Regions from separate parts of the Mus musculus genome. Here region 2 is linked to region 1. Evidence: chromatin loops called from intact Hi-C (ENCODE). Cell type or tissue: left cerebral cortex. All regions are shown on one strand. Links, peaks and the distances in the headings refer to the core of each region. The heading gives the core; the rest is flanking DNA. Region 1 has its middle 23 kb from the start of Gm32028. Region 2 overlaps Vti1a (vesicle transport through interaction with t-SNAREs 1A).

Evidence for each region. Hi-C counts contacts between places; a loop is a spot of excess contacts. Peaks named below come from ENCODE experiments on the same cell type or tissue, not always from the same donor. Only the 100,000 strongest peaks of a DNase experiment are listed, where the experiment ranks them.
Region 2: it touches region 1 in a loop (2.0-fold over the local background); 2 of 42 quality-filtered maps call a loop at or near these places.

Annotation. Positions count from the first base shown.
Region 1 is chr19:56,199,491-56,202,403 of GRCm38, reverse strand. No RefSeq gene overlaps it. Among named protein-coding and RNA genes, the nearest start is that of Gm32028, 23 kb to the right of the region's middle. In left cerebral cortex, for the core only: CTCF peaks have their summits at 436 (motif pointing right) and 1,193 (motif pointing right); a DNase peak (open chromatin) is centred at 458.
Region 2 is chr19:55,554,905-55,557,817 of GRCm38, reverse strand. All of the region lies in intron 7 of Vti1a (vesicle transport through interaction with t-SNAREs 1A), which reads right to left. Among named protein-coding and RNA genes, the nearest start is that of Gm41871, 140 kb to the left of the region's middle. In left cerebral cortex, for the core only: no CTCF peak of the experiment used is centred there; a DNase peak (open chromatin) is centred at 1,362.

The DNA.
Region 1 (2,913 bases), core at 241-2,740:
GGCTGAGAGGAATTCTCATGTCCAATCTGGAATTCTTAGAGCCTCAAGTCCTCATCAGGACAGGCTGATCTGTAGGCATGTTTGGGTTCTGTTGCTTTTTTCCTGAGCTGGGTCCAAGATGTTGCCCTAGATGTGAGAGCCTCTCCTTGGCAGACTTTGACAGAGCATGCTGTCAGAAGAGTCCTAAGAATTAAAAGAGGGTTTTCTTGTGTTCTTTTCAGGAAATAAATGTAAAAGATTCAAAACTGTGTTCACACAAATTTTCCTCTGCTGATGTCCAGCTGGGGAAAGATGGGAGAGGAACAGAGAGAGAGAGAGAGAGAGAGAGAGAGAGAGAGAGAGAGAGAGAGAGAGAGAGAGAGAGAGACCTGGGCTTGATTTGCTAAAGGATGGAGCTGGGGACCACCTTGCTCTGGCCTGGAGGTGCCACAAGATGGCAGCATTTCTGAATCTTCTCAGTGCTCAGGGGGCCAGCCTGCAGGGCACAGGGCTGCCTTGGCCTGACCTGTCTTCCCTGCATTAAGAAGTATTAAGAGGTCCAACCAGAACATCTGCTTGAAGGGCTGGATATCCACAGTCCAGCTCTCTCAACAACATCAACTCAGTGGCCATGTGGACCCTACATTGGATTGACTTAGTTTTTTAAAGAAACTGCCTTTTGGCCAGCTGTTGTACAAAGCTAAGGAACTCTGGGGTGCATTAGGAAGCACAGCCTTTGAGCCTCAGTCTGGGCACTGAGGGCTCCATCAACTGTCTGGCATCAAGGCCAGAAGCCCTGCTCTTCCAACCTCCAACACCAGGATCTAACAGCCTAACAGGCAGTTTTGTCAAGGCAACCCTTCTTGGTGTGTATCCTGGACAGCTTACTCACTTACTCGCTTGTAAATCAACATTCATTTGGCAACTTTTGAGCCAGAGTCTCCAGGGAAACAGAGTAAAGCTCTTCCATCATGGAATCTGCATCTCGGATGTGCCGCTGGAGGCCAAGTTCATGAAACTTTGTTGCGAAGGGTCTTGTAGGGTGATGACTGGGACTCTAGAAGCCTCCATCACCTTCTAGCTGAGCCTCTGCGTCTGTTTTCTGAGATGTTGTGTGTGTTATTGGAAGCAATTAAAGAGCAAATAGGTTATGTGAATTTATCATAGGCTAGATGAGAGCTGTTTCAGGTACAGCTATGCAGCCTCCCAACACCAGAGGGCGCTGTTTACATAACTGCTTCTGCAACCTTTATCGCTTAAATCTCAAGTTACCCATCGATGATATCACCGAGGGACTGTTGTTATGAAGATTAAATAAATAGATGAATGAATAAATAAATAAATAAATAAATAAATAAATAAATAAATAAATAAATAAATAATAAAGTATGCAAATAATGTTTATCTCCATACCTGGTGTGCATCATTACAATTCGATTTAGATACCCATTGTTAGAGCTAAATATAAAGATTGAAACCTGCTTTTGATGTCGTAACTAGGGTCTCAGGGTGGTCTTCAGAGCGTGTATTTGGTTCTGAATACCAACTTTCACCAGACAACCCCTTCCTTTTTCCTTCTGCCTAAAGAACTTGTCTCTGTCGTTGAAGTGGCTGTGAGTCCTCACTTCTCTCTCTGAGCATTCGTGGTCTGACCAGCGGCCAGCTCTAGATCACTGAAGGAAGGTTTGTCTAATCAATTGGACAGGGACACTGGCCAAGAATTATCCAAAAGAGGAGTGATGGGGGGGAGGGAAACCATGGCTACATTGAGTGACCTCTACAGTGGTAACTACTGACCTGCCCAAGATCAACTGACTTGTCAGACTCAGGGCTGAGGTCTGAACCTAGCCATGTGGCTCAGCCAACTCAGAGAAGATTTGAAACCTCTTCAGCATCACACTCCACAGGAAAGCATCCGCTTATCATTTGTCCCCAAACCTGGTGACTCTGGAGAGCAGGTGAAGCAGAGAGAGGTTGGTTATAGCTCAGCACAGGGATGTGTCTCAGGAGATCTGGATTGGGGCTCTATGTGAAGTGCCTGTGAGTCTGGGCAAGTTTTTTCCATCTCTGGTCTTTGGTTTCGTGTATATAAATCAAAGATGGCCACTCATTGTATTCAAGCTCGCCCTCCCTGCAGCAACCACAGACAAGCAGTGAATTCAGAGGAACCAGGTGACCCAAGCCATACAGCTGGACCTAGGGAGGAGCCTTACTCAAGGGAGTGGAAGTAGAAATCTCCTCTCCCCGTCGTCCATCTGCAAGTGTGAGGCCCATTCAAGGCATCCACACTGCGTCTACCCTACTGAGGTTTCCGTCTCCATCTCTAACCTGGCCCTCAGCTTACTTCTAAGTTGAGCCTGCCTTGTTTCTATGACTCAGTTCTAGGCTCTTTCCTGATCATTTAAAAAGCTTTTATCACATCTGAAAATGTTTCCCAAACGGCAACCAACTCCCAGGGGACGGGGGGTGGGGTGGGGGAGGAAACCCAGTGTTTTGATGAGTTAAGTGTAAACGGATCAAAACCATATGCATTAAATTTCCCCTGAAATACTCTCGAATTGACCATTAAGGACAAATGCTTTGGGACAATGTGAGCTGGGGTGGGAGGGGGTGGAGTGGGAGAGGGTCGGGAGCTGAGGCCAGACTTGGAGCAGCCTCTGTGTCCCTTGGCAACAGGCTTATGTGTTCCACTGTGTGCATGCCCCCAAAGTCCCAGATGCCCTAACGGACACTCATTTTTTTAAACGGATAAGCTGATAATCTTAAACAGTAACTTAATGAGACCTTGGAGGAAAAATCCAAGTGACAAAGGGCGTCTTGTTCAGCCGCTCTGGCTCTGTGAGTCTGTTTGAAATATGGTAGACTTGTTCAAGGTGCTGAACAACTGCTGTGGTTTGGGACTGGAATGCCCCTGCCAAAACTCATGTTAGGGTT
Region 2 (2,913 bases), core at 212-2,711, 640 kb after region 1:
CTAACACTGCCAGTATACGGAACTGTTCACGTTCAAGTTGTTAATTAAATCTAATATTTTTTTCGTAGAATGCAATTTGATCATTTCTTTCGCCTTACTCCACTCCTCCCAGGTCCTCCCAACCTTCTCATCCATGTGCTGTCATGTTCTGCTTCTTTCTCTCAGAAAGAAAAAAAAAAACTAACCCCCCAACCCCCCAAAAAACCCATAAAACAAGAAAAAAACAAACAGAAGACACAAGAAACTAATATGACAAAAATAAAATGACTAATTTTATATAGTTTTATGAATTTTAAATTAAAAACCGATAAAGGTGGGGCTGGTGAGATGGCTCAGTGGGTAAGAGCACCCGACTGCTCTTCCGAAGGTCCAGAGTTCAAATCCCAGCAACCACATGGTGGCTTACAACCATCCGTAACAAGATCTGACTCCCTCTTCTGGAATGTCTGAAGACAGCTACAGTGTACTTACATATAATCAATAAATAAATCTTTTAAAAGAAACAGATAAAGGCAAAATCAAATTAGAACAAAACAGAAAAAAAAAAAGCTCCCAATGATAACCTGCAGTGCTTTGTAGTTCAGGGTTATGGGGACTTAGAATCCCCCCTCAAACCCAAAGACACCAACAGCAAGACCCATAGAAAACAGGCTAGTGCCTCATGCTGGTGCCCATTCGGCTTGCTGTGGTGTGTCCCCGGTGGGCATGGATCTTTCTCCTCATTACTGCCCATCCTTTTCTTAGGGGTCAGCACTGGACAAGGTAACTTGGCCATAACCTTGTTTCCTGTAGGTACACCCTCCACCTTTGCTGACCTCCACCTTTGCTGACGGAGTAATGTGAGCAGTCCGTCTGTCATGCAGAGGGAGACACATGGGGGCGGGGGGGGGGGGAGGTGAACCAAAGGAGCATGCACAGAGAGGGCACAGGGTCAGGAAACAGTAAGCAAAACTTTCTGCCATTTGTATTGGTCATCAGCAACCCAGGGAGAATAAAGGGCTCCCTGATGCTCAGTGCGTCCTCAGGAAGATTAATTAACATGCGTAAAGGCCACACACAATGTGAAAGGCCCCGTAATGGATCTCCAAAAGCTGGAGTCCCTGGTTTCCAGAAGGGTCACGAAACACTGAGTGGAAAATATTCCCTAGAAGACAGGGCTGGATGACCCCGGCCACGAAGAACACAGCAAAGAGAGGGCTGGGCTTGTCTGGGGCTCTCTTCATTCTCCGGCTGCATCTGATCTGACAGACGTGGTGAGTAATTAGGCCCTTGTCCATTCAGACTCTGAATGCTTGCACTGCCCAGAGAATGGGGCAGGGATAATGAGAGGCACAGCCCCTGTGGGACTATTCAGGAGTGCTCAAATTTGCATGGTCACATGAACCCGAAGGAAGTGGATTATGCCGGCCTGGCCAGGAAGTGGAGACCGCCAAGGCTTTCTCATTTGCATAAATCGTAGGGCTGGCGAGCAGGAGGCTTAAGCTCCCTCAGAGGAGCCCAGCTGCAGAGACCTGCACATCTCTGTGGCTACAGCCTGCTCTGGGTGACTTCACTTGCTACGTCATGTCACGTCGTCTGGAGTTTTGACAATATGAGCCGTTACGTTTCTGGAAATGTGATTTTTTTTTTTTTTTTTTTTTTTTAGCAAGTGAGTGAGGAGGTTTCTGCAGTCCCTTAGTGAAGGGATTTCTTTAATCACTCTGGGAAAACAAGGTTCTTAGGTAAGGGGTAACGCCTTCCATTATGTCTGCTGCTGTTAACTTAAGTTCTAATTGTAACAAGGTGCTTAAGGGAGAATTGTTTGTGGCTTTAGAAATAGCTAATGCCTCTCCAAAAGGATTACTTTTATTTTAAGCTTCAAATGAAGGCTACCAATTAATTAGTCCATTTACATAAAAATGTCTTGGATCTGTTACCTGCAAAGATAAAGGGTGAAATCTACCCTCTAATTGGGGGGTGGGGAAAGCCATGTGCAGTAAACACATAGGAGTCCTGGGCCAAAAACAAGTGGAAATTATTAATTAAAAACAAATGTCAGAAATTCATTTCATCCTATGTGATATGGGTGATATCAATATGCTAATTGAATAACCTTCCCTTACGTGTTTCTGCTCCATGCTGTGCCACATAGCTTCCCCATCGGCACACAGTCAGGGGTAATGTATACCTGCAGTCTCAGCAACAGGCAGGCCAAGGCAGAAGGACCTCATGTTTGAGGCTAGCCTGTGCTAAAACAAATTAGGTTCTAGGCCCGGCTGGATCATATAGTGAGGCTCAGTTTGAAATGCACACAGCAACAAAAAGACACACAGAGCTTCAGGATGGCTCCAGAGGGACTGGAAGCCCCCTTAGTCCTCCAGCCCCCAACTCCTAGGGCTAGCCGCACAAGGCTTCCCACTGTCACAGGCCTCTGCCCATCATTCTCGGCCAAAGATCTACACTGGTTACTTTCCTCAGTACTGTGTGTGTCCTGCGTGAGTTCAACTCAGGCACAGTCACAACAAACTTCCAGAGACCTCGGGGTAACAAGGAAGCAGATATTTACCACTGAAAAAACTAAGTGTCTTAATCCCTTTAAAACACACAACTGAACAGGAAGCATATATTACCCAGAGTAATTACATGTGTTTTCTTGTCATTATGCATAAATTACTCACTCTATCCCAAGGGGGGGTATTAAAAGATTCTTCTTTACAGTAGAATTTTCACTGTAAAACACCCCTCACTGCAAAGTCCCATTTTTCGAATACCCCGTCTAGTCTTTAGAGACTTAGGCTTGTTTGGTTTTCTCATTGGGTTTACTGATATAAGGTGGCCAAGTTAAATGCAGAGAAGACTGGGGAGAGAAGCAGAAGCTGTCCCAGGGCTTGGTGAGCACCAGTAAGAGCTGGCGTCCAATCAAAGCCCCAGACA